Regions from separate parts of the Homo sapiens genome. Here all the other regions are linked to region 1. A link is an interaction called in ENCODE POLR2A ChIA-PET data of the cell type or tissue named here. Cell type or tissue: PC-9. All regions are shown on one strand. Region 1 has its middle 22 kb from the start of TRA2B. Region 2 has its middle 31 kb from the start of TRA2B. Region 3 holds the start of TBCCD1 (TBCC domain containing 1).

The links. ChIA-PET counts read pairs that join two places held together with the same protein. Peaks named below come from ENCODE experiments on the same cell type or tissue, not always from the same donor. Only the 100,000 strongest peaks of a DNase experiment are listed, where the experiment ranks them.
Region 2: POLR2A ChIA-PET joins it to region 1 with 12 read pairs; 9 of 35 experiments call an interaction of 5 or more read pairs at or near these places.
Region 3: POLR2A ChIA-PET joins it to region 1 with 10 read pairs; 6 of 35 experiments call an interaction of 5 or more read pairs at or near these places.

The regions. Positions count from the first base shown.
Region 1 is chr3:185,959,253-185,961,752 of GRCh38, forward strand. It overlaps the pseudogene NMRAL2P. Among named protein-coding and RNA genes, the nearest start is that of TRA2B, 22 kb to the left of the region's middle. In PC-9, no CTCF peak of the experiment used is centred here; DNase peaks (open chromatin) are centred at 689, 989 and 1,719; H3K4me3 peaks cover 2,500 bases; H3K27ac peaks cover 2,500 bases.
Region 2 is chr3:185,905,967-185,908,466 of GRCh38, forward strand. No RefSeq gene overlaps it. Among named protein-coding and RNA genes, the nearest start is that of TRA2B, 31 kb to the right of the region's middle. In PC-9, a CTCF peak has its summit at 1,407; a DNase peak (open chromatin) is centred at 1,555.
Region 3 is chr3:186,565,824-186,568,323 of GRCh38, forward strand. It overlaps TBCCD1 (TBCC domain containing 1), which reads right to left and starts at 1,516. Exons shown (of 8, transcript NM_018138.5): 1 at 1,444-1,516. RefSeq lists a silencer at 1,420-1,709. In PC-9, no CTCF peak of the experiment used is centred here; a DNase peak (open chromatin) is centred at 1,518; H3K4me3 peaks cover 2,240 bases; H3K27ac peaks cover 1,710 bases.

The DNA.
Region 1 (2,500 bases):
CCAGCCTGAACAACATGGTGAAACCCCACTTCTACTAAAAATACAAAATTAGCTGGGTGTGATAGTGCATGCCTGTAATCCCAGCTACTTGGGAGGCTGAGGCAGGAGAATTGCTTGAACCCGGGAGGCAGAGGTTGCGGTGAGTTGAGATTGCGCCACTGCACTCCAGTTTGGGCAACAAGAGTGAAACTCCATTAAAAAGAAAGAAAGAAAGAAAGAAAGAAAGAAAACAGCAGTGTTGGCTGAGTGCAGTGGCTCATGCCTGTAATCCCAGCATTTTGGGAGGCCAAGGTGGGCGGACCACCTGAGGTCAGGAGTTCGAGACCAGCCTGGCCAACATGGTGAAATCCCCTCGTCTCTACTAAAAATACAAAAAAAAAAAAAAAAAAAAAAAATTAGCCAGGCATAGTGGCACGTGCCTGTAATCCCAGCTACTTGGAAGGCTGAGGCAGGAGAATCCTTTGAACCCAGTGGGTGGAGATTGCAGTGAGCTGTGACTGTGACATTGCACTCAAGCCTGGGTAACAAGAACAAAACTCCATCTCAAAAAAAAAAAAAAAAAAAAAAAGAAGAAGAAAAGAAAAAGAAAAAAAGAAAATTGAAAATTGCAGTGTCACAGTGAGTAAGTGGACTAGTGGTAACAGGAACAAGGAGGGGCACAATAAAAGGCGTGGTAATTGGAATGGGTTTATAATTCTCACCAGAGAAGAAACACAGCATTTCGGCTGGTGTCGCTGCTCCAGGGAAAGTTCTGTTACTCCACTGACTCTCTCTTTTCCTGATAACATGGCCAGCAAGAAAGTAATTACAGTGTTTGGAGCAACAGGTAAAAAGTCTTTAATTTTTAGGGCATGCTGACTTTGCTCACTCTCCTGTCTTCCTGTTTGTAACTTTAGAGCCTGCAAGTGTGGGCTGAACAAAGAGCTCTTTGGAAGAAATTTTTTAAAGTATCCTATTGCTTTAGTTCTTGATGTGGTAAAGGGGTGGCATGATTTGATTTGTAACTTGATCTCAGCAGGACAAGGACACTGACGTAATCTCCCTTTCCCAGTCATGGGGCTAACTGGTTGGTATAAGTCTCATTTCAACATAAGCTATACTCTGAAGTCTTCTCTCCACTCACTTCCTAATAAGCAAAAGGTACAAGTGTGAGGGGCCTGGGGGTTTGTAGTGAATATCCAATGCCTGACCAATCTTCCAGGGAGTCTGCAAGGATGGAGTGTGTGGGAAGTTTGCATTCCTGGCTCCCTTACAGTTTGTTCCTCAACAGTCAGAGCCATCTTTGCACAATATAAATCAAATCAGGTTTTTCTCCTTCAATCTATTCTCATTTCAGCCTCCCAAGGATCCATTTGAAACTGTCAGATCATGTCAGGCCTCTGCTCAAAACCCTCTAAAAGATCCCAGCCCCATGGCACTCCCAGTAAAGTGCAAAGTCCTGCTAATGCCCTGCAACAGGGCCTTGGAAATGTTGTGTCAGAACTCTCTTCCTGCCACCCTCCTCTCACTCCGCTTCATTACCCTGGCTTTCTTGCTGTTCCTCCAAAACAATCCCACAAATACAAAGGCTCTGGCCTTTGTATTGGCTGCTTCTTCAACCTAGAATGATCTCCCTCTGTTACTGATATAATTTGACTGTGTCCCCACCCAAATCTCATCTTGAATTGTAGTTCCCACAATCCCTACATGTCATACGAGTGACCAGGTGGAGATAAATGAATGCTGGGGGCGGTTCCCCCAGCCTGTTCTCATGATAGTGAAAAGAGAGAGTTCCCTGGTCCTGGTCCCCCACCACAGGGTGTGCCACAGGGGTGTGGCTCTCTGTTCTGCCACTGCAAGCTCAAACTCTTTAAGAGATGGGGAGCATGCATACCGGTAGGTGCAGGAACTGGGGCAAGTGCTTTTGGGCTCCAGCCCTATGGCAGCATCTAGGGGTGGGTGTCTGTAACTTTCAAAGCCCAAGTGTGCATGTGTTACAGTGCACTCTTTTAGCCTTGCCATCCACAGATGGCTTAAGGGTTAACCAGCTCAGTGAACCCTCTGCCTTTTTGCAAAAGGAGGGGGCTAGTGTGACAACTTTCTGTATCCCAAGCCCTCATCCAGCATCCCAGAAGAATCAGGTCACACATGGACTTGAAGGATGAATGCAGGGGTTTTATTGAGTGGTGGAAGTGGCTCTCAGTGGGATGGTTGGGGAGCTAGACAGGGGATGGAGTAGAAATATGATCTTGCCCTGGAGTTTGGCTGTCCAGTGGCTGATTCTCCGAACATCCTCAGCCAAACTCCTCCTGACGTTCCTTCTCTTCTCTCCTCTGCTGCACCATTCTGCCATCTGTTTGTCTCCTTGTCTCCTAGTCTGCTTCTGGAGCCTGGGGTTTGGGGCTTATATGGATACAGGATAGGGGTGGTGGCAGGCCAGAAGGCAACTTTTGGGGTGCAAAAACAGGAATGCCTATTACTTAGGGCAGCAGGTATCCAGGCTTAAGGGTGGGGCCTTTGC
Region 2 (2,500 bases), 53 kb before region 1:
ACAACCTCAAGAAGCAACCACTCTTCTGATTTCTTTCAACAACCGTTAGTTTTGCTTGTTCTTGAACTTCATATCAATGGAATCATATATTACGTACTCTTCTATGTCTGGTTTATTTCACTCAACAACATTATGTCTGTGAGATCCATCCCTGTAACCAATTGTAGCCGGTATTCCCTATTTGTATTGATGTATTCTATTTCATCATATAAATATACCACAATTTATTTCCCATTGAAGGACATTTGAGTTGTTTTCAGTTTGGATGTATTATGAATAAAGCTACTATGAACATTCCCATACTTTTTTTTTTTGAGACAGAATCTCATTCTGTCACCCAGGCTGGAATGCAGTGGCATGATTTCAGCTCACTGCAACCTCTGCCTCCCAGGTTCAAGATCTTCTTGTGCCTCAGCCTCCTGAATAGTCGGGACTACAGGTGTACACCACCACACCTGGCTATATTATTATTATTATTATTATTATTATTATTAGTAATAGTAGTAGTAGTAGTAGTAGTAGAGATGGGATTTCACTATGTTGGCCAGGCTGGTTTCAAACTCCTGGACTCAAGTGATCCACCTGCCTCAGCTTCCCAAAGTGCTGGGATTACAAGTGTGAGCCACCATGCCTGGCTTGTACATGTTTATTGCAGATGTAAGCACTCATTTCTATGGGGTGAAATTTCTGGGTCATAGGGTATATGAAGGTTTAGCTTTAATATATATTGTCAAATAGTTTTTCAAAGTGGTTGTACCAATTTATACTTCTGCCAGCAACGTATACAAGTTTTAGTTGCCCTACATTCTCGTCAACACTTGCTATTGTAAATTTTTAAATTTTAATCATTCTGGGCTGGGCTCGGTGGCCATGCCTGTATTGCTAGCACTTTGGGAGGCTGAGGAGTACAAATCGCTTGAGCCCAGGAGTTCAAGACCAGCCTGAGCAACATAGGGACACCCTGTCTCTACAAAATATTTAAAAATTAGCTGCGTGTGATGGCATGTGCCTGAGGTCCTAGCTACCCGGAAGACTGAGGTTGGAGGATTGCTTGAGCCTGGGAGGTCGAGGATACAGTGAGCCATAATCACACAATTGCACTCCAGCTTAAGCGACAGAGTAATACCCTGCCTCAAAAAAACCTCAAAATTTTGAGTCATTCTAGTGAGTATACAGCAGTTTTTCATTGGAGCTTTCATTTGCATTTCCTTGCTAAGCTTATTAGCTATTTGCATATCCTTTTTATTTACATGAAATGCCTGTTCAAGATGTTGTGCACTTTTAAAAATTGGGTTCTGTATTTAACTATTCTGTGTAAGAAATTCCTTTAAGACATACTGATTTAAAACATCAATAAACATTTATTCTCAGTTTCTGTGGGTTAGGAATTCTGGAGTGTCTTAGCTGGGTGGTTTAGCTCAGGGTCTTTAATGAAGTTGCAGTAAAGAGGTTACATGGGGCTGTGGCCACCTGCAGGCTTTAGTAGGCTGAACAATCCATTTCCAAGATAATATATGGCTTACTCACATGGCTGCAAGATGGGGCTGAGTGTTGGCAAGATGCCACAGTTCCTTACCACATGGATTCTCCACAGGATGACTGGCCTTTCCCAAAGCAAGTGACCGAAGAGAGAGGAGGGCAGAAGCTGCAGTGTCTTTTTTTTTTTTTTTTTTTTGAGATGGAGTCTCGCTCTGTTGCCAGGATGGAGTGCAGTGACGTGATCTCAGCTCACTGCAAACTCCGCTTGCTGGGTTCAAGTTATTCTGCTGCCTCAGCCTCCTGAGTAGCTGGGACTACAGGTGTATACCACCACACCCGGCTAATTTTTGTATTTTTAGTAGAGACAGGGTTTCACCATGTTGGCCAGGGTGGTCTTGAACTCCTGATCTCAAGTGATCCGCCCACCTCGGCCTCCCAAAGTGCTGGGATTGCAGGCATGAGCCACCACGCCCAGCCTATTTCTTTCTTTTAAAAGACAGAGTTTCCTTATATTGCCCAGGCTGGTCTCGAACTACTGGGCTCAAGGGATCCTCCTGCCTCAGCCTTCCAAAGTGCTAGGATTACAGGTGTCAGCCACCACTCCTGGCCCTACTCTCTTAATAGTGTTTTTAGGTGACTGGAAGTGCTTAACAGCTTTATTAAGATGAAATCCGTCTGCTTAAAGTGCAAAATTCCATCGCTTTTAGTATATTTACAAAGTTAAGTGACCATCACTACAATCAGTTTTAGAATATTTTTCCTCAGGCCCAAAGTGACTGCCATACCTATTAGCAGTCACTTCCCCTTCCTCCTGCAAATTGCCGTGCCTAGGAAACTACTAGTCTACTTTCTCTGCATAGAACTCTCTGTTCTGCATATTTCATATATATTAAATCATGTAATATATGGTCTTTTGTGACTGGTTCCTTTCACTTAAAATGTTTTGAAGGTTCATTCATGTCAGCATGTATCATTACTTCATTCCTTTTTATTGCCAAATAATATTCCATTGTATAGATAT
Region 3 (2,500 bases), 610 kb after region 1:
AAGCTTGTGAAATATATCCTTGTTGCTTCCAAATGATTTTATCAAATTGTACCATCCTTTGACTCTGGTACCTACTTCACTGTGCACTCCTCAACATTAGCAACATCATTTTTTTAAAAATATAAAAACTAATTTAAAAAATCAATTATATGACTGATGAAAATTTTATTGCTATTATTATATTTTGCATTTGATTCTAAGAAAACTGTGCTTCTCTCTTTTTTTTTTTTTTGAGACGGAGTCTCGCTCTGTTGCCCAGGCTGGAGTGCAATAGCTCGATCTCGGCTCATTGCAACCTCCACCTCCCAGGTTCAAACGATTCTCCTGCCTCAGCCTCTCAAGTAGCTGGGATTACAGGCTCCCGCCACCACGCCAGGCTAATTTTTGTATTTTTTTAGTACAGACAGGGTTTCACCATGTTGGCCAGGCTGGTCTTGAACTCCCTGACCTCAGGTGATCCGCCTGCCTTGGCCTTCCAAAGTGCTGGGATTACAGGCGTGACCCACCGCACCCGGCCTGCCAACTGTGCCTCTCTCGAGAATCATCTGTTCGGAAAAATAACTGACATCAATCGAGTGCTTACTATGTACCAGGTATCATGCTCATGATTTTGCATACTTCACCTCCTTTCATCCTCACAACCACCTGGAGATACAGTACTTAAGACTGTACACATTTTCGATGAAAAAAAAATGAGGCTTAGCGAAGTTAAGGGATTTCCCTAAGGACACCTACTTAGCTGGCACAGCTCTAGATTAGGATTCAGGTCTGACTTGAGAACTGCATTACTATAAATGTACTCTAGGAATCCAGTTTTGGGAGAATCTCTTAAAAACGGGAGTGGATCCAGAAGAGAATTTCCAGAATAAAGAGTCTTAGACAGGAAGCCAGGTGAAAGAACCAGGGAGAGTAAACTCAAAAGAAGGGCGTGGAAGGGCAAAAGGCAGCTGTCTTCCAATGTGGAGAGACTGGAGTCGTTTTGAGTAAAACCAGACGATAAAAGTTAGGCGAGGAAGACCTCGGTTCTCTCCAAAATGTAAAGAGGCTGCTCTGTGAGGTACTGAGCCCCTGTCAACAGCCAGATCCCAGAGATGAGCCCTCCATTCTAACTCCGAGAATCGAGAGGGCTCAATCCGTAAACAAACATAAACTGGGGCTCTGACCCTGGCGGTGCCCTGAGGTTAAGGTTTTTCAGGTCGGGAGATCGGCGTGGGTCCAAGGCGGCTGTCCTGGGGCTTCGCCGCCACCTTGGACGCGATCCGGGGTGGGACTCTGCGTGGGCCGCCCCAGCGTCGCGACCGGACTTCAGGAACACAGACGCTCACGCTGACAGGGTCGGTAGCTGACCCGAGACGCGGTAAGCGCGAAGGCAGCCTCCTCGACCCAAGCCTGAAGCCTGACTAACCCACACCGCCCTCCCCGGCGCACCCAGTGCGCGGTTACCTGCTAATGCAGGCGCCGCTCCGCCGCACTTCTCCGCGCGCCGCCGCGCCCGGCGTCCGCTCGCTGGGCCCGCCCCTCACCCTCCTCCGCGCGCCGCTGCCGTGCCCACTGCGCAAGCGCGAGGCCCCGCACCACCGAGACCTGGCGGACCCCGTTGCTAGAGCGGCAGATTGCGGCTCAAGCGTCTGAGAAAATCTAGGCTGGGGTCGAGAGTCCGCAACAGTGGCACCTGGAGCCAGACCCACCGCTTTCTGGTGTCGCGCCTTTCAACCCGGGGGGGTAGGAAGCTTTCTGTTGCTCCGCATAACTGTGGTCAGCTAATAGCTGCTGGTAAGATCAGCACGCTTTCATCAGAAATGCTACTAATACTAATGGCAGTTTGCATTTATAGAGCACTTACTATGGTCTCAGCACTGTGTAAAGCAACTTTATGTGTATTTCCTAAGTCTTGTCAAGAGCCCTTTAAGTACATTCGTTTTACTGATGAAGAAACTAGGGCCTAGAAAGGTGAAAATAACACAACCCTAAGGTCACACAAGAGATGGAGCCAAGATTCAAGCCCAGGGCGTCTGAAGCAAGACTGGCACTCCCTGCCGCCCCTCGGTGTCAGCTCCTTAACTCTGTTAGCTTTCCTGCCGTGTTTCCACCTTCATGAAGCTTTTTCAGATTACCGGGCAGAAGCCATCACTCCTTCCTTTAAACTTCCATTTCAGAATTTCTGGACATTTCCTGCTTTTTTTAGTTCCTTTATGGCCTCTCTAGGTGTGATAGATACAAAGGTAAATTAGACCGTAAAATGCAATTTAGTTCCTCTTTTGTGTGGCCATTGTCCCTACTGGGTATCTTCCTGAAAGCAGGGGCTTCAAATTTACACATACCTGGGTTAGGATCCAGGCTGCACCACTTATTAGCTCAGTGACCCTGCTGTTACTTGTTGAGTACCACTGTGTGTCTGGCACAGTGGTACGCACTAGAATGACAGAAGTGAACAAAACAGACAAGGTCCTTGCTTTCTTGGAGTGTATAACAGGGAGAATAGACAATACATATTAAGGAA